Linked DNA regions of Homo sapiens: region 1 is linked to region 2. A link is a loop called in an ENCODE intact Hi-C map of the cell type or tissue named here. Cell type or tissue: heart left ventricle. All regions are shown on one strand. Region 1 overlaps BCR (BCR activator of RhoGEF and GTPase). Region 2 has its middle 5.7 kb from the start of RGL4.

Region 1 (5,000 bases), 490 kb after region 2:
GGAAATGGGGACTCAGTCCTACAACTGCCAGGAGGTAAGCACTGCCAGCAACCCAGGTGAGCTTAGAAGAGAACCCCAAGCCCCAGCAGGGAATGCAGCCCCGGCCAACACCTCAACTGCAGCCTGAGGAGACCCCAAGCAGAGGAGCCAGCTCTGCTGTGCCCAGAAACTGTGACATCAAAAAACAAACTCATTAATCAGACCAGCTGCGCACGTGTGTGACTTTTTAACTACATGGGCAGCCAGAGTAGGGACCTGCTGCCCTTGGCCTCTGCCAGACTAAATGTTCCATTTCCTGTAACCACTCTGTTCTTTGGGCTTAGCAGCACCAAGCACTAGGAGACTACGGCTTCTCAGGCCTAGACCCGTCCACCAGCACCAGGCAAAACTTGGGCTCCTAATGTACCAGCCTGCTGACTGGCAGAAGTCCTGGTGAAGTGAAAACATCCCCAACCTTTTTTCCAAATGAACAGCCCAGCCCAGCCTTTGAAAAGCCCCCTTGGCCAGGCATGGTGGCTCATGCCTGGAGTCCCAGCACTTTGGGAGGCCAAGGCGGGTGGATCGCTTGAGCCCAGGAGTTTGAGACTGGCACGGGCAACATGAAGACACCTCATCTCTACAAAAAAATACAAAAATTAGCTGGGCATGGTGGCATGTGCCTGCCGTCCCAGCTACTCAGAAGGCTGAGGTGGGAGAATCGCCTGAGCCTGGAGAGGTCAAGGCTGCGGTGAGCCATGATCGCACCACTGCACTCCAGCCTGGGCGACAGAGTGAGACCTTGTTTCAAAAAAAATTTTTTTTTAATTAAAAAAAAGTTAAAGTCCTCTTGTAGCCTGGGCAACATAGTGAAACCTTGTCTCTACAAAAAATTTAAAAATTACCTGGGGGGATGGTGGTGCATGCCTGTAGTCCCAGCTACTTGAGATGCTGAGATGAGGGGACTGTTTGAGCCCAGGAGGTTGAGGCTGCAGTGAGTTGTGAGTGTGCCACTGCACCAGCCTGGGCAGCGGAGTAAGACCCTGTCTCTAAATAAATAAATAAAAAGCCCGCTTTGAGCTTCAAACCAAAACAGCTCTGAAAAAAGTGCAGTCAGGGACAGACCACCAGACCTAAGCCACCGGCTCTGGTCCACCCTGGATGTCTGAGCCCACACGGTGACATCTACATATCTGAGGATGTTCCCTAGGAGGAAGTCCTGCTCCAGCCTTTGATGTCCAAGGTCTCGTCAGTATCATGCCCTGTCATATGCCTTGTCTTGCTTTTTTTTTTTTTTTGAGACGCAGTCTTGCTCTGTCACCCAGGCTGGAGTGCAGTGGTGGATCTTGGCTCACTGCAAGCTCTGCCTCCCGAGTTCATGCCATTCTCATGCCTCAGCCTCCTGAGTGGCTGGGACTACAGGCGCCCGCCACCACGCCCGGCTAATTTTTTTTTTGTATTTTTAGTAGAGACGGGGTTTCACTGTGTTAGCCAGGATGGTCTCTTGACCTCATGATCTGCCCGCCTTGGCCTCCCAAAGTGCTGGGATTACAGGCGTGAGCCATCGCGCCTGGCCCCGCCTTGTCTTAAAATTCAATAAAGTGACCCTCCTCCCTTGGGAATGACTCCAATTAATTCACAGACTTGAAAGCAGGGAGAAAGGAGAGACAAAGAAGAAAACATCCATTTTCCCCTCTCCTTTCAGATCTATCCCCTGCACTCATGGGGACAAAGGAGACAGGGCACCCCAGTCCTACCAATACCTTCCCCTGCATCCCAACAGCTGACTGCAATAGTTTCCACCCATGGTATTAGGCGGCAGACCCCTAGCTGGCTTTCTGGGGGCGCAGCTGCCCAGCCCAAAGCAGCAGACGCTTCCACAAGAAGCCTCAAGCTTCCTGAGGAGTGAAAACAAAGCACCTCTCCCAGCCCGCCAGCCCATCCCCATCAACCTTCCCAGACTTCCTTGCCAGAGTTTCTGGAACCTGAGACTGTGGCCTTAGCAGGATAAATAAGCAACCGCGGGGCTCACAAGGGCCGGGGAAGCCAGGAGATGACACAGGCATGGCGGGACCCAGTCTCCGATGCTTCCTCAGACATTCCTTTCTAGAGCCTTCCTGGCTCTTGCACAGAGAAGAGAAGAGTCTTCTGGAGCCACTCACACCATCTGGCCACTAAAGAAATGCCATGAGAGAGGAAACCAGACTTATGTTAATAATCACAACCTGCATTTGTTAGGGCCAAATTCTTTTTTTTTTTTTTGAGACGGAGTTTCGTTCTTGTCGCCTTGGCTGGCGTGCAATGGTGTGATCTTGGCTTACTGCAACCTCTGCCTCCCAGGTTCAAGTGATTCTTTAGCCTCAGCCTCCTGAGTAGCTGGGATCACAGGTGTGCACCCCCACGTCCAGCTAATTTTTGTGTATTTGTAATAGAGACCGGGTTTCGCCATGTTGGCCAGCCTGGTCTTGAACTCCTGACCTCAGGTGATACACCAGCCTCGGCCTCCCAAAGTGCTGGGATTACAGGTGTGACCTACTGTGCCCAGTCCTGTTAGGGCCAAATTCTAACAGTACCTCACCAGCTGCTCCAGGGAACAAGGGCGGGCCCATGCAACTGCTCCACGACAAGATGCCTCCCTTGGGTATCACGATTCGGCCCGGTGCATAGCAGTCCTAGATCCCAGATCCTCACCCTGCTCCACAGCCCCACAAGGCCAGGCTCTGCCCCAGGCACCACCAGCATGGTGCCCAGCATCACGTTCCTCTTCACTTATCCATGGCCACCAGCCACAGGGAACAGCCGCCACAGCCACCCTTTCACTCCCCTTACCTGCGGTGGCCTCCCACCAGGAAAATGCCTTCAAAGCATAGCTACAACATGTCAGGCCCATGGACTGGACCCCTGCAAAGCCATATCACCCTGATAGCTGTTCAGCAGTAACCCAGCCACCTCTCTTTGGGGGTCACCAACCTTCCCATAGACCCAAACACATCACTCACCTTTCTGGAGCCCCTACTTGGAATAATCTCCCCCTGGGACTCCAGCCCACCAGTCCCCTCCTCGGCACACGGACAAAGATGTGGCCCTGCCCCGGAACAGAGCAGGCCGACGGTGGACACTCGGGGAGCACTCGGACCCTAATCCTGAATCCCCACCCACCTCCTCCCTGCTGCCAGAATGCTGGACACTGTGGTCCAATTTAGTGCTCTGGTCTCTCCTATACTCACTTGGAGCCTGGCTTCTGTCCTTTATCCCATAACCTCCTAACAGTCACTTCCTTTTAGCCTTTCCGCAACATAAACTCCCCCACTTCTTTCTCTCACGTGACCTCCCCCAGGACGCAAGGCCCAAGGGCCTGCTCCGGCCCTCCACTCCACACACCCTCCGCAACCCACGCTTCTGTCCTTCCTCTTCATTCCTGGCCTGGTCCTCTCTCCGAAAGGCCCTGAAACCTGCCAGCACAGCGCTCACCATCCCCAGGCTCATACAGCCTCCCTTTCTGTCACCCCCTCCCCAGAATCAGCTCATATTCCTTGTCCTCTCCATCCCTCCCCATTCCTCCCCACCGCCCCTCAAGACAACAGCTCCAGGTACCTGACTCCCACTGGACCATCACACACACTTTTGCCAAACTCACCTTCCCAAGGCAAAGCTCCAAAGGCATCCCCTCTCCAGCTTAACAACCTTCAGTGGCTCCCTATCATCCTCAAAGAAAGCACAACACCCTCAGCCTGGCTTCGGAGACCCACATAGGATGACCCCAACTCTCCTATCCCTCACCTTCCCTGTTGTCCACATTTTATACCAACTCTCCAACCAGAGCCTGCTACTTTCTGAGCATACAGTTGGCCCTCCACAGCCTCAAGTTCCACATCTGCAGATTCAAGCAACCTCAGAATGAAACTATTTGGAAAGAAATAACCAACAATAAGAATAATATAAATGTAATAACAATACACTGTAACAACTATTTACAAAGCATTTATATTTTATTAGATAAAGCCATACCTTGCTTAAAAGGGGATATGTTGAGAAATGCATCATTAGGCAATGTCATCTTCATGCAAACATCATAGAGTGTACCTACACAAACCTACACGACAGAGCCTACTACACACCTAGGCTACGTGGCACAGCCTATTGCTCCTAGGCTACAAACCTGTGCAGCATGTTACCGTACTGAATACCGTAAGCAATTGTGACACAGTGGTATCTGTTTCTAAACATACCAAATGTAGAAAAGGTACAGTAAAAACACAGTATTATAATCTTATGGGACCACCATCAATAACCAAAATGTCGTTATGTGGTGCATGACTGTATTATAAGTAATCTCAAGATGATTTAAAGTGTACAGGAAGATGTGTATAGGTTATATGCAAAAGCTAGCTATGGCATTTTACATAAGGACTTGAGCATCCAAGGATTCTGGGATCCCCAAGGGCAGGGGTCCCCAACCCCCGGGCCATGAACTGGTATCAGTCCGTGGCCTGTTAGGAACTGGGCCGCAGAGCTGGAGGTGAGCGGTAGGCGGAGAGTGACGCTTCATCTGTATTTACAGCTGCTCCTCATTGCTCCATTACTGCCTAAGCTCTACCTCCTGTCAGGCCGGCAGCAGTATTAGATTCTCATAGGAGCAGAAGCCCTATTGTGGCTTATGTATGCGAGGGATCTAGGCTGTGCAGGCTCCTCATGAGAATCTAATACCTGATGATCTGAGCTGTTAACAGTCCCATCCTGAAACCATCCCCTAACCCCCAGTCTGTGGAAAAATTTCTTCCATGAAACTGGTCACTGGTGTCAAAAAGGAGGCTGGGGACTGCTGCCCAAGGGAATCCTGGAACCAATTTCCTGCGGATATCGAGAGACGACTATACTGAATGCTTCAAGCCTCCGAGTTCTTGCCCACATTCCCTGCCTGGAATACCCTCCCCTCCACAACCTCGTCCCCTAAGAAACAGGACAGATGTAAGGTTTCCCTTCCCGCACAGCCCCTGGCACTGATCCATCCACAGAGTCTCGCC
Region 2 (5,000 bases):
CAAACAGCCTTTATTTTAGCAGTTGTGAGACCCTAGAGAACTCCTTTGGTGTTTTGGGGTCTCCCCAGCATGCACAATGGGGGTTATGCTAGCATCTCTTTCCTAGGGAACTCATGAGGTTATGTTTGAGATAAATATTTAAAAACTCATGGTGTGGTGTTCCCTGTGGATATTGCACACACTTAGAAATGGAACAAATACAAGAAGGGGTGAGAGGTAACGTCTAATGCAACTCCAGTGGGCCTGGGGTCCACAGTGTGATCTCGGGAAAAGACACTTTTGCTCTGGGCCTCATCTTTCATGCTGCACCAGTAGAGGTTGAGATTAAATGAAATTCAGACATCCTCCTCCTATGACATTGCACCTTCCAGTGCCTTCCCATTTTATTTAGACCCAGACCCTGTGCCTCATCTCAGCCTAGGGTGGGCAGCGTCCACAGAGACAGCACTGAGGGGTTAGTGACTCCCTTCTGAATGATGGAATATGACACAGATGATGGAATAGCACTTCTGGGCTAGTTCAGGCTGTTACAGCAAAGAAAGAGCTGTAACGGCCTGGGGAGCTCATCAAAAACAGAACTGTATTTCTCCCTGTTCTGGAGGCTGGAAGTTGGATATCAGAGTAGCAGCGTGGTCGGGCTTAGTGGTGACACTGCCGCCCCATTCATTGAGCTTTTATAGGTGCTGTCCTTTCCTTGGAGGACGCCTCAACTTTAGGAGCATGGGTAGACCTCCATTCAAAGCCCAGCTCCCCCTTGTAGCTTGGTGATCGTGAGGAAGTCATAGAACATCCCTGTGCCTGTTTTCTCCTCTGAGAAATGGCGTTAGTGAGAATTGTTTCCCTTTTTAATCACAGAAAATAAAGCATGCGAAGAAGTTAACTTGGTGCCATTGGGCAGAGGGTGAGAGCCCAGCAAACCGGAGAGATCAGCTGCCCACATCAGTGGCGAGGAGTGCGGAGAGTGGGTGAGGCTGGGGCAGGAAGCAGGCCAGCCTGCCAGAGCCCAGGAACAGGTGAAAGGCAAGAGTGAGCTCCTCACCCTGAATTCTCAGGGTTCACAGGCATGCAGGGGCTGTGGGGAGTACAATCATCAGGGCTGCTCTCGTTCCCCTGGTTCCCTCCATATCTGACGTGGTCCCAGGGCCCCTCTCCCTGTGTTTCCTCTCTGCCCTACTTTCTTTCTGGCTGCCCTCCCAGGACTCATTTTTGGCCCTGGTAAGGTGGAGTCTTGAGGTAACTATAGGCCTATTAATAACTCCTCTGATGTTCAACCTGCCATTTGTTGAGACCTCTGAGCTTAGTCAGAAATCTGCTCCTGCTGGGACCTGAGAGAGGGCTGGAGGGAGCTGACAGTGCAATGGCAGTTTTCCCTGGGGCAGCCACTCCAGGGTCTATTGGCAGGTATCTGCCGAACTGGAGCTTTCTTTTGGGTGTCTGGTGTTCTGAGGTGTGATTTTCCCTCTGAAGATAGGCTGAGCCCCAGGTGGGTGCCTTAGCCTCAGAAATGGGTCCCCCTGAGCTGGGAGCTGTGCTCTACCCTCAGTGTCCTAGGACACCTCACACCTGGCCCTGCCCATTCTGGCTTCCGAAGCCCACAGAGAGGGTCTGTAGAAATTGCTAGATACAAAAGGACTACAAATAAGTCATAGGAAGTGTATTTACATAACGCAGTGGTTTTCAGCCATTACTATATGTTTACTTCAGCAAAGGCAAAATTTAAGAATGTTAATACCCTGTGTCACCCTGCAGAGATTTGGATTTATTTGATGGGGCAGGAGACAGGCATCTTTGGTTTTGTTTTGTTTTGTTTGTTTCTTTTTTGAAAGCGGGACTTTGCAGTGTTGCCCAGGCCATAGTGCAGTGGCATGATCATGGGCACTGCACCCTTGATCTCCCAGGCTCAAGGAATCCTCCCTTCTCTGCCTCTCAAGTAGCTGGGACTATGGGCATGCACCACCATGCCATGCTAATTTTTGTGTTTTTTGTAGAGGTGGGGTCTCACTGTTCCACCCAGGCTGGTCTTAAAAGTCCTAGCCTCAAGCTGTCCTCCTGCCTCAGCCTCCCACAATGCTGAGTTGACAGATGTGAGCCACCATGTCTGGCCTGTTCCTTTGAAGAGCTCCCTTAGTGTTTCTAATGGGCATCCAAGCAAAGAAGATTTTGCTGGCAGAAGGCTCGTGGAACCCTACTGAGGCCGCATCTTCTTCACAGCCAGCAGATCATTCCCTGAAGTATCTGCTTAGCAGTGCACAGGCTATTTATATCCTGGGCTTTGGGTAGCTGTTGGGTTTGGGGACTGGCTGGCGCATGAGTATTGGCTCTGGGATCTGTCACAGCCTGGTCTTGTGGGACACCCAGTCTAGGATCCTCCTTCCCAGACCACCATTGTTCCTCTCACTGCCCCTATGGCAGGAGACCAAAGCCATGACCCCATGGTCAAAGGCATCCATGTGCAGGACTGAAGTTGAGTGACTCATGTGGGGAGGGGCGGGGCACAGCTGCTTGCTGGAAGGGTGTTGGGAAGTATTGGTCCATCAGCTGTCATGTCCACCTTTTCCTGCTGAATCCCAGCGATCCTCAGTGGTCTGAGAAGGGTGTGACACCTGGGTTCTTGGCTGGCTGAGCTGGTGCTTTTGCAGCCTCTTTGGGGCTCTTGTATGTGAGGTCTCACCTGAGTTGCTTCAGGAAACCTTTGACCCTCAGGCTACCTCCTGCTTAAGAGCAGAGCCTTTGTGTGGAGATCTGGCTGGCCTCTCTAGCATCCAGCCTGTCCTGTCCTGTTATGTCTCGGTTTGAGGTTGTGCTGAGGGGTCTCTTCCCATAGAGGAGGCAAGGCCAGTCGTGTGGGTCAGAGTGAAGCATGGCGATCCCAGCTGGCTGTGCCCGGCCTTTGACTGGAGGAGTCTGAGAATGACCAAGTCTGGGGAGCTGCCCTTCCTGGGAAACAGCATGTCTCCTCCCCTATTGTGGAGTTTCTGGATGTGATCCAGAGTGTGCTGGGCCTCTGTAGCATGTGCTGGGTGTAGCTGTGTGATTCAGGGTGGGAGGTGCAGGGGATCATCTGCTCTGAGCCAGATAAGGCCTGGACAGGACTGGCGGGCAGCCCTCGAAGCCAGGTTTGATGGGAGAGTAGGCACGGGTAGGGAGGGGACAGGGTCACCGGGGCTGTGTGTCACCTGTTCTTGCTGCTTTGTCTGCCCTGGGAGTGAGAACAGAGGTGGGCTGCTGTGGACCCACTTTGGCTTCCTGCAAGCAGGTGTTCATGTGGGGAGCAAGGCGGTTGGGTGGGGGACAAAGCTGGTCTCTGAGGTGTTGAGTGGTTCTTTGTCTGTCATTGTCCTTTTTCTCTCTGCCTTCCCCAACAGCTCTGCTGTAGCAGCCCATTGACCAAGTAGGTCACTCAGAGCATCCTGGTCCTACACATAAGCGTTAAGGCCCCTGAAGGGCCAGAGAAGGCTTAGGAGTTTCTCAAGAGTGAGCCCAGGGTGGGAGGGGGCCAGAGTCACTGAGAACAGCCCATTTGAAAAGTCAGGCAGAGGGATCCTGAGCCCTGAATATGCCTGCCTGGCCTGCGGTAACCATGCCAGCAGGGTCAGGGCATTTGGCCAATTGCTGTCTTGGTCGAGGCAGGAACATCTTGCTTCCCCAGCCCCTGTCTTTTTGTCTCCAGTATCCTTGGAGCAGCTGCAGGGTGGGTAGTGGGGTGTCTCTCCCAGCTGCTTGAAGAGATGAGCCTCCACCCGGCTGCCTCTGCCAGGGGAAACGAGTAATGACTGCAGCAGGGAGAAAAGCGAGCCCAGCCCCTTTTAGAATCAACCCTGCTGCTCCGATTCTAATTTTCAGTTCAGATTTTGCAGGCACGAGTGTGGGTCCCTGAGTACCTGCCCTTTGAATTCTTTTGGTGAGGACTGAGCATTCCCCCAGGAGCTTCTCATCGAACCCCAAAAACACGGCCCCCAATTCACCACCTCATCCCTTCCCAGGACCTGCTGAAGCTCACACCCGTGGACCACCCAGACTGCCTGCCGCTACAGGATGCCCTCCGCATCTCCCAGGACTTCTTTCCGGCATCAGTGTGGACATTGACCCCACTGGACTGCAGTCACAGTGGACTCCCAAGGGGCAGGTGAGCTCATGGCACAGCAAGGCCTCACGCTCAGGTTGAGGAGCCCAGAGTGGACCAGATCCCCAGTCCCTTCTCTGATGGCACAGGCATCTCTCTGTGCCCCTTGTCTCTGCAACCCTGATTCCCCATTCCCAGCCAAGGAGAGGTCTTCGATCCCTGGTCATGCTGATTTGATTCCCTGTGGCATTGTGGGCCCTAGGCTGAGAGCTTTAAGCCCAGTCTCTCAATAATCCTAAGAATCCAGTGAGCCAGAAGAGGGCACAGGACCAGAGAGTCTCTCCAGGTACGCCACACAGTCTTTGAGCTGTGTCAGAGCTGGATTGTTTACCTGGGGCTGGCTGTTTGGAGGCCCCAGGCATTGTCCCCCACACCAGGGAAGTTGGCCTGTGGGTAACTCGTTCTTGAATGCAGACACCTGCCTATGCCATCAGGGTGACCCAGGAGGGTGAGGGAGCAGGACATCTCAGCCACTTTAGATTGACTTGCATGAGCAAGAGCCAGGAAGGGAGCCCCACAGAGGGAAAGGCTGGTATTAGAGGTGGCCAAGGCCATCCAGGTTGCTGGAACATTCCACATGGGCTCCTGGATGTCAAACAGCAGTTTCCCTGGGGGCCCTTCTTGGTGGAAGGGTGGGGGTTAGTCCAGTGAGGAGAAACAACACTCAGCATGAGAGGCACAATTAACCCCTGTGGGTCGGCAGCCTGGCCCAGATCAAAGGCTTCCTGACCGATAGAGGTTGTTATGTGGCCCTGAGGAGTGAAGACTGCCTGGGTTCATGCTGCTTTGTTACATTTGTGAGTGAGGGGCAGGTCTGGAGAGTGTCTGATGGCGCATAAGGAGCTGTTTCTGTGCAGTTGTTGGTTCTGGTTTGCAA

The links. Peaks named below come from ENCODE experiments on the same cell type or tissue, not always from the same donor. Only the 100,000 strongest peaks of a DNase experiment are listed, where the experiment ranks them.
Region 1: a loop joins it to region 2, with 5 times the contacts of the local background. A loop is called at or near these places in 1 of 110 quality-filtered maps.

Annotation. Positions count from the first base shown.
Region 1 is chr22:23,196,361-23,201,360 of GRCh38, reverse strand. All of the region lies in intron 1 of BCR (BCR activator of RhoGEF and GTPase), which reads right to left. Among named protein-coding and RNA genes, the nearest start is that of BCR, 18 kb to the right of the region's middle. RefSeq lists a silencer at 1-20 and an enhancer at 1,448-2,389. In heart left ventricle, no CTCF peak of the experiment used is centred here; a DNase peak (open chromatin) is centred at 1,930; H3K27ac peaks cover 846 bases.
Region 2 is chr22:23,682,851-23,687,850 of GRCh38, reverse strand. It overlaps the pseudogene GUSBP11. Among named protein-coding and RNA genes, the nearest start is that of RGL4, 5.7 kb to the left of the region's middle. RefSeq lists a silencer at 2,395-2,689. In heart left ventricle, no CTCF peak of the experiment used is centred here; no DNase peak of the experiment used is centred here.